Regions from separate parts of the Homo sapiens genome. Here region 2 is linked to region 1. A link is an interaction called in ENCODE POLR2A ChIA-PET data of the cell type or tissue named here. Cell type or tissue: MCF 10A. All regions are shown on one strand. Each heading gives the region's core, and the rest is flanking DNA. Links, peaks and the distances in the headings are about the cores only.

The links. Peaks named below come from ENCODE experiments on the same cell type or tissue, not always from the same donor. Only the 100,000 strongest peaks of a DNase experiment are listed, where the experiment ranks them.
Region 2: POLR2A ChIA-PET joins it to region 1 with 6 read pairs; 3 of 35 experiments call an interaction of 5 or more read pairs at or near these places.

The regions. Positions count from the first base shown.
Region 1 is chr7:36,035,171-36,039,563 of GRCh38, reverse strand. LOC105375233 (a long non-coding RNA gene) reads right to left here. Exons shown (of 4, transcript NR_187894.1): 4 at 3,311-3,712. Among named protein-coding and RNA genes, the nearest start is that of EEPD1, 120 kb to the left of the region's middle. In MCF 10A, for the core only: no CTCF peak of the experiment used is centred there; a DNase peak (open chromatin) is centred at 2,223.
Region 2 is chr7:36,156,933-36,161,325 of GRCh38, reverse strand. The region is part of intron 2 of EEPD1 (endonuclease/exonuclease/phosphatase family domain containing 1); the gene reads right to left. Among named protein-coding and RNA genes, the nearest start is that of EEPD1, 5.9 kb to the right of the region's middle. RefSeq lists an enhancer at 2,718-3,238. In MCF 10A, for the core only: no CTCF peak of the experiment used is centred there; no DNase peak of the experiment used is centred there.

The DNA of each region.
Region 1 (4,393 bases), core at 294-4,293:
GGATGGATTATCTCTCAAATCACTGAGGTAAAGATGGAATTTTTAAGAAATAATGCTGGGATGAGTGGACCTCCATTTGGCGAAAGCAGCACAGAGGACAGTGTGCAGCATCCGGTGAGTCAGGGGGCGGTACAGCAGGAAGCAGGGGAGAGCGGACATGTCAGGAAAGGAACATCCCTGTCACCGGAAAGGAGTCCCGATCCAGACCCAAGAGAGGGCTTTTTTTTTTTTTTTTTTTGAGACAGAGTCTCTCTCTGTCGCCCAGGCTGGAGTGCTAGAACGCAGTGGCTCGATCTCAGCTCACTGCAAGCTCCGCCTCCCGGGTTCACGCCATTCTCCTGCCTCAGCCTCCCGAGTAGCTGGGATTACAGGCGCCCGCCACCACGCCTGGCTAATTTTTTGTATTTTTTAGTAGAGACAGGGTTTCACTGTGTTAGCCAGGATGGTCTCGATCTTCTGACCTCGTGATCCTCCCACCTCGGCCTCCCCAGAGTGCTGGGATTACAGGCATGAGCCACCGCACCCAGTCAAGAGAGGGATCTTGGATCTCGCACAACAAAGAACTTGAGGCAAGTCCATAAAGTGAAAGCAAGTTTATTAAGTAAAGGAATAAAAGAATGGCTACTCCATAGACAGAGCAGCCCTAAGGGCTGCTGGTTGCCCATTTTTATGGTTATTTCTTGATGATATGCTAAACAAGGGGTGGATTATTCATGTCTCCCCTTTTTAGACCATATAGGGTTACTTCCTGACATCGCCATGGCATTTGTAAACTGTCATGGAGCTGGTGGGAGTGTAGCAGTGAGGACGACCAGAGGTCACTCTCATTGCCATCTTGGTTTTGGTGGGTTTTAGCCAGCTTCTTTACTGCAACCTGTTTTATCAGCAAGGTCTTTATGACCTGGACCTTGTGCCGACCTCCTGTCTCACCCTGTGACTTAGAATGCCTTAACTGTCTGGGAAGGCAGCCCAGTAGGTCTTAGCCTTATTTTACCTAGTCCTTATTCAAGATGGAGTTGCTCTAATTCAAACGCCTCTGACACCCCAGCCACTTCAGCAGCCCTGGATGTCTCCTATCAGATTCTCCTGTGGCACCAAGCAGCCTTCGGTGCCAGGGGCAGAGCATCCCAGAGGCTCAGCTGGGTCCACTGCTGGAGGCAGGGGACACTGGAAATCCCAGCACCACTGGCCTGGCACCCACTGCCTAACAGACAAAGTTGGCTGTCAAACTCAGCTCTATTTCTAAATACAAATACTCCTCAGTTTATGACGGGGTTACATCCCAATAAATGCACCATGAGTTATAAAAATGATGAGTCAAAAATACATTTAATCCATCTAACCTACCGAACATCATGGCTTAGCCTAGTTTACCTTAAACGTTCTCAGAAAACATTTGCCTACAGTTCGGCAAAATTATCTAACACAAAGCCCTTTTTATAATAAAGCAATTTTTTCCTTTTTTTCTTTTTTTAGATGGAGTCTCACTCTGTTGCCCAGGCTGGAGTGCAGTGGCGCAATCTCAGCTCACTTCAACCTCCTCCTCCTGAGTTCAAGCAATTCTCCTCCTTCAGCCTCCTGAGTAGCTGGGATTACAGTCATGTGCCACCACGCCCAGCTAATTTTGTATTTTTAGTAGAGATGAAGTTTCACCATATGGCCAGGCTGGTCTCAAACTCCTGACCTCAAGTGATCTACCTGCCTCTGCCTTCCGAAGTGCTGGGATTACAGGCGTGAGCCACTGTGCTTGGCCTTTAATAAAATATTGAATAGCTTATGTAACTTCAACGCTGTACCGAAAGTGAAAAACAGAATGGTTGTATGGATACTCGAAGTATGATTTCTACTGAGCATGTACTGCTTTTGCACCATCATAAAGCTGAAAAATCATCTGTGGAAACATTGTAAGTCAAGGGCTGTCCCTACTGCACAATCCGCTCAGAGACCTGGGAGGGTGAGGCCGGCCAGATACAGCTTTTAAGCCACTGGTTTTCAGCATGCAGGAAACTGTTCCTTGGCACAAATTGCTGAGGAACTGATAACCATCTGTTGCCAAGGTAACCATTCTTCCAAGAAGGTCAAACAGAGAAACAACTCAGATAGTCAATAGTGATGTAATTTTGAACCCACCGGCTATCTGGCATCAAGTCAAAAAGCACAGCCAAAAGCCCGTACACATTTTTTTCTTTGCTTGCAACTTTCTTAAGAGTTCAGACATGGGAACCTTGTCCGCACCCCCGGCCTTTATAGCCAGAGGGAGCGGCAGTATTTGTCACTGTGCCTGGGAAAAAGAGGCCCTTTGTGGAGCAACTTGAGAAGGCTCCTGTGCCAGTCTCCCTCTCCCAGCCCTTGTCAATGCTGCTGCCGAGGCGAGCCCAGAGAACAGCCCGTCAACTCTTTTCAGGGCTGGGAAAGTCAGGCTTTCTGTCGCCTTGGCTGGGCTGAGGGACTTGGATCCCTGGTCTTCAGCCCAGGATTTGCAAAGAGGGATGGGAAACGTCAGACCTTTCACTGGTTGAGAACTGGGGACTTTCAGAACTGAAGAAAACCTTGACACTCTTTGGGTGCAGTCACCCTGCTCCCCCATTGATGAGAAATGGAACCTGGTGAAAGTCACACAGCTCTGGGTCCAGCAGTCTTGCTGCCAGAGGCAGAAGGTCTGAGAGAATCAAGCCTCAGGCCTGGCATCTCTATTTGCTGGACAACCCACGGCAGCATCCCCGCCTCTGTCACATGGCTCTGCTGGGTAGCACTGCCATGCCTGCTTCTGTTATCTCTCACGCTCTTCATTCCACACCTCCATCAGCTGCCTGGGAGTCTATCTGCAACACCACTAGCAGCCCAGACCTTCCCAGCCTGTCCAGTGGGGATCGGATTCCTGGAAGAGCAATGACAAACTCTTCAGGATATGACTTAAGACCTGATTGTGGAAAGAGGACAGGCTTTGAAATCAGCTAGACAAGTGCTCAAAATCTGAATCTGCAGTGGCTCATGCCTGTAATCTCAGCACTTTGGGAGGCTGAGGTGGGAGGATTGCTTGAGTCCAGGAGTTCAAGATCAGCCAGGCAACATAGTGAGAACCCCGTCTCTACCAAAGAAAAAAAAAAGAAAAGGAGCTGGGCATGGTGGTGCACACCTATGGTCCTAGCTATGTGGGAGGCTGAGTGGGGGTGGATTGCTTGAACCTAGAGGTCAAGGCTACAGTGAGCTGTGATTGGATCACTGCACTCCAGCCTGGGCAACAGAGAGAGAAAGAGAGAGAGAGAGAGAGAGAGACCCTGTCTCAAAAAAAAAAAAAAAAATCGGAATCTGTCATTTTCTTGTACTTTATACTGGTCACGTTACTTAATCTTCTGAGCTTTAATGGCCTCATTAGTAAAATGGAGATAATAATCCATACCACGGAAGGATTTAGGGATTCAATGAGAGTCTACAGAGTGCACACGGTGTTGGGTTTGGCACAGGGCGGTGCCCAGTAAGTGGCAGCTCTTCCATCTGGGATCCTCTATTTCCCCAGGCCTGTGTCTGTGGCTGCTGCAGGGCCCTTCACTTATGCCATTTGCTGTCTGCTTTACCTGGAGGTCATGGGTGTAACTTTTTCTCATTCCAAGTAAGTGCAGCTCCTCAAATGTTTCTTGAACACCAACAACGGGGTCCATGTTGAGTGCTGAGGATACAGGAGCCACTCTGCTGCAGTTTTGCCCCTCGGGCACTCAAGGCCAAATGAGAGAGAGGAGCAGTAAGTCAATCCCAGAGCAGTCACTTCACAGGATAGGACAGGTGACAGCGAGCTACAAACATCTGCCTGGGGGAGTCAGGTGAGGGCTTAGGGGGCTTCACGATTTGAGCATTGCCTAAACTGTCTCATTCCAACAGGAACCTGGGTCCTATTCCCATCCTAGGAATCTGGGGGCCTGGGTCCAGAGCAAAAGCATGGAGCCCAAGACACACAGACAGTGTCTGCGGGGAAGCCTGGATCAAGAACTCAGCGACTGTCAACTCTGGGCCAAGTCCCAAGAAATTCCCAAGAGCCCAAGGCAGGCATTCGGTGCACTTGATTTATTGAAGGGGTCCTCTCAAGCCCAGGGGAGTGAGGGAGGAAGGAGAAGGCAGGGGATGCAGTCTCAGCTGGAGCCGAGCTTCAGCCTTCCTACAGAGCTCCAGAGCAGGAACCGCAGCACCGTGTCGGCTTTACCAGAAGACAAAGGGGCCAGGCTTTTGTACCCTGTGCCAGTCAGTCATTAGCTCTGGGTTTTGGAGAAGGTGGTGGGTGTGCCTGGGTGAGCCAATTCCTGCTGGGCTGATGACAATTCTGTAGGGGAGGGCAACCCTGAGCGCCCTGAGCCCACACTCCTAGCTCCCAGAGGGTGGGTGCCCCGGCCCAGCACACTGT
Region 2 (4,393 bases), core at 273-4,272, 120 kb before region 1:
TCCCACACATCATCCTGGAAATACCTGCTGAATGTGTATGTCCTTGAGACGGTGAGCCCCCGACCACAAAGTGGGGTCTTCCTGCGCCCATGCCTCTGACCTCATCAGGTAGTAAGCACAAAGTAGCTGCTCAATGTTGAACTGAATGTATGCGAACCTCTCCTGATAGAAATAGTCACCTAAAGTCCCCAGAGCAAGCCCTGGGTCCATTTGTCATTGATGCTGAAGAGAATATGTGGCCTTGTCAGATGCCCCATCTGCTGAGGGCAGACCATGGCCTCATACTCCATCTGCTATGGACCTAAGTAAGACCCCACACCCAGGACACAGCTGTGGCTGAGGGGAAGGGTAAGGTGAACACCTTGCATCATGTTAAAATAATACAGAGGCATGTGTGTCAGCCCCAGGATTTCTTATTATATATGCCTCTGCACCTATCTCATAGAAACCTCAGAGCATTTCAAACAAGCTACCTGCTGAATCTCACACTATCCACAATATAGGCAAGTCTTGCCAGTTTTTACCTCTAAAAGGCTTCTCATCTCTGCCCACTTCCCCATCTCCCCAGAGATCATTGCCTTTAGCTTGAATCCTGCAACAGCTTCTTCACTCAACTCCCAGGACCCTCTCCATGCACGCCCCGCCCCCCACCACCTCCCAGCAGTCAGACTATCTGGTAAGAGGTCATTTCTTCAGCCTCTGCTTCTAACCTTCTGTGGCCTCCTCCTGCTGTTACAAGAAGTCTTGAAGGCCCCACCTGATCTGGCCTGGCCTTGCTCTGCGGCCCCACCCACCCGCCACTCTAGAACTCTGGCCTTCTGTCTGGAGCCAGCACTCTCAGGGCCTCTGCACTTGCCAATTCCTCCATGGAGCATTCTTTTCCCTGGCTTCTTCCGTGCCTGGCTTCTTCTCATCCATCAGCTTTCAGCTGAGGCATTCTTTGACCCCCATCTAAATAGGCTTCTCTTCACCTCACCTCCATCACCCTCAGCATGCACCACTATCTGTAATGATTGATGTGTGTGTTGACCTGTTTGTCTTTCCTCCTAGAACAGAAGTTCCATGAGTGCAGGGACTTTGTCTTGTTCTCCACTTTATTACCAGAGCCTGATACAGAACCTGGTACCTAGTGAGAGCTCCAAACAGATCTGCTAACTGAATGAATGAATGGATGGATGGGTGAATGAGTGAGTAAGAAAGGAATGGATAGCCCCTGGGAAAATCAACACCATCAAACTCCCAAAGAACCTTGGAATCAGACCCAAAATGGGCCCAGCTTCCTTGTAAAACAAAAGTCACACCTTTCCCTTTAGTGAGATAAACCCTAAGTTCTGCCTACATTGGAAGTTCCCTGCATTCACACTGTCTTCTCTTACAAATCCACAACACTCTTACTACCGACCATCTTTCTATTTAGAAACACCTTAGAGTTCCTTGGCTCAGAAAACTGGAACTTGATCTTGGAGTCAGGCCCAAGGTCACAGACTCACACTTGAGGGGCTGGGTGGAGGAGCCCTGACGCCTTTTGGATTGGCTCTACCTCTGGCCTCAAGCCCCATCCTTTAGAGGAACAAAAACGGGAAAAAACAGAGGCCCCCAGAGGCCTGACACAATCTCAGGGTTGTAGGGAAGCCCTCCTTTTCCCCAAGACCCTGATACCTGGCCAGCCAAAGGCAGGGAGGAAATGTGGGTGGGCTGGGAGTCAGAGGCAGCAGAAGGGCATGGAGTTTGGGAAAAGACACGCCTAATCTGGCCTAATCCCTCCGCTTTGAAAGTAGACAAACTTCAAATCCTGACTCCAATATCTACATTTCTGAAGGCCACACAGATGCTATTTAACCTCTCAGAGCCTCAGTTTCCAAAAGTGTCAAAATGGATTTCACAATTTCTACTTTAAGAGGATTGATGGGCATTCTGTCCCCAGATGTTACGTCTGGCTGCATCCACCCACCCTTCAACCTCCCAGGGTGAGCCTATTGTTCATATGAGAAAAATACAACCATGTATCAATCACTCCTTTTGACCTGCCCCAAAACTCTAGGTTTACTAGACTGTTTTGAGGCTGGGCCACACAAACTAATCTACATTGACTTAAGTTTGGTAAGTAACAGGGCGAAGCTGATCCCTGAAATTAGCTTATATATGCACACAGCAGACATTCAATACATATTTTTCAATGAATGAATCAAATGACAAGATGGGATATGTTTATATTGATCCTACTAATCAAGTCTAATAAAGTAAAATCTTTTTTCACTATCAGTGCTTGTTGCTAGGCATTAATCCACCTTGTGCTTTGATATCACAGACATGTGGCAAAAAAATTGATTTAAGCCATTACAGGGCTAAAGACTTTGACACTCAAGTTCTCTTCTTATGTAGGCCACAGGGAAAATGAGCAAGTGGGATGTTAAATCTTCTTATTTCTTTTGGAGATTATCTTTCAGCTCCCTTAGGGTTTATACTTTCAATAACCAAAGAGACTCTCAAAACAGAATGACTTCCCAGCAAAAAATAAATAAGTAAAAATGAAATATTAACCAATTTTCATTCCAGATGTGGACTACCTCCAAATTTTGCAAGCATATTTAGCAGGAACATTCCCCTTTAATCTTGTTCCATAAATACCGAACAAGGAAGAGTATTGCCTAAGACTGAGATTTGGCAAAATAATCTAATGAAACCTGTCAGTTCTGTGCTACCAGCATGGCATCCCTGAAGGCTCCTGGTGACTGTATGATTATCAAATAATGCTGTCCTACCTCACGCCTCACTTGCAAAACAGTTTCTTATAGCTCACACATGCTGTAAGAAGGTTAAAGAGAAGACTCTAACTCCCATCCCATACAGCTACCCTTCAGCCTAAGAAAACACACCTACTAAAGCAAATTCACAGCCAGCTATTCCCTTTGCAAAGGAACTGCCTAAGGGTATCTTTAAAATCCCTTTACAATGGATTTAATTTAAGACACTGTGACTGGCTCACAATTTAGCAAGTGCGCCTGATGAGGGAGAGGATGGGTGTCTAACCAAGAGGCAGGTTAAAGGTGTCGTGCTTACAAAACACAGCATGCTTGCAAAGGGCATAGGTCTAAAGTGAGAAGGTCTGGGTCGCAGTCCCAGCTGAGTCACTAAGGAGCTGCCTGATAGAGTCATGTCATCTAACTTACTTGATTTTAGTTTCCTTACCCAGAGATGAAGAATCATTAATAAAAGTCAGTGTTACCTACATCCCAGACTTACTAGGAAAATCAAGTAAATGGGAAAGCTGTTAGAAAGCACGAAGGCATACCCAAAAGTTAGGAAACTCTTTTATTACAGGTACACATGGATGTAAATAAGAGCCACCCAGAAATCACCTGCACCCATTCTTGCTCATACTAAATGTATTTCCTCTTACTAATACGGGAACAATTGGAAGGGGAGAGATTTCTGTGAATCAGGACGAACACACAGCTCTTGGAGAATGGGTGCTGCTATCATTGAGGACACGAGATCTACTCTGTGACAGCTTTTGATACCCTAGGACAGTCATACAGACAAAGCACTCACCCTACTCTGAAGGGGATCAGGCCCTGAGTCCATTAGTTCATGTTTACTAAACATTAACAATGTGCTAGGAGTGTCTGGAATACTGAATCCATTGTGACCAGGCAAAGAGAACCATCAACCTCCAACACATTTGGCCAAGAGTGAGAATGTGACGGTGCGGGTCACCTTCCCAGTCACTTACAGGTGATCCCTTCTACACCCTGGTGGGTTTGGGTAAACTTTTCCTGTACTCTTGCCTGACGACAGTAGTTCAATGTCTTCAGCAAATCATCATCTCTCTAGGAAACCCAAAGAAGAAAAAAACAGGACAACCTTCACACTGGACAAGAGTCGTGAGGTCTCCTGCTCAGTGGGCTGCAGGGTGGAGCCAGCGCTGAGGCCAGCCGTCTTTGCTCACTCTCCTATTCTCTACCCTTCACATTCATAGGTCCTAGAAGATGAATAAGCTCCTCAACGCTTGGTCAGAAAGAATATCACAAGGTTGAATAATTATAAGGATGATCAAAACAATCAAAGGGGAAAATAAAAATGACAGTTGTACCTTGGTATCTGCAGAGATTGATTCCAGGAGCCCCTGTGATACCAAAATCCATGATGCTCAAGTCCCTGATATAAAATGGCATATTATTTACATATAACCTATGCACATCCTCCAGTATATTTTAATTCATCTTTAGATTACTTAGAATGCCTAATACAATGTAAATGTTATGTAAATAGTTACCATACTGGATTGTTTAGGGAATGACAAGAAAAAACTCGACATGTTCAGTATAGACACAACTTTTTTTTTTCCTGAATATTTTCCATCTACAGTTGGTTGAATCCATGGATGTGGAAC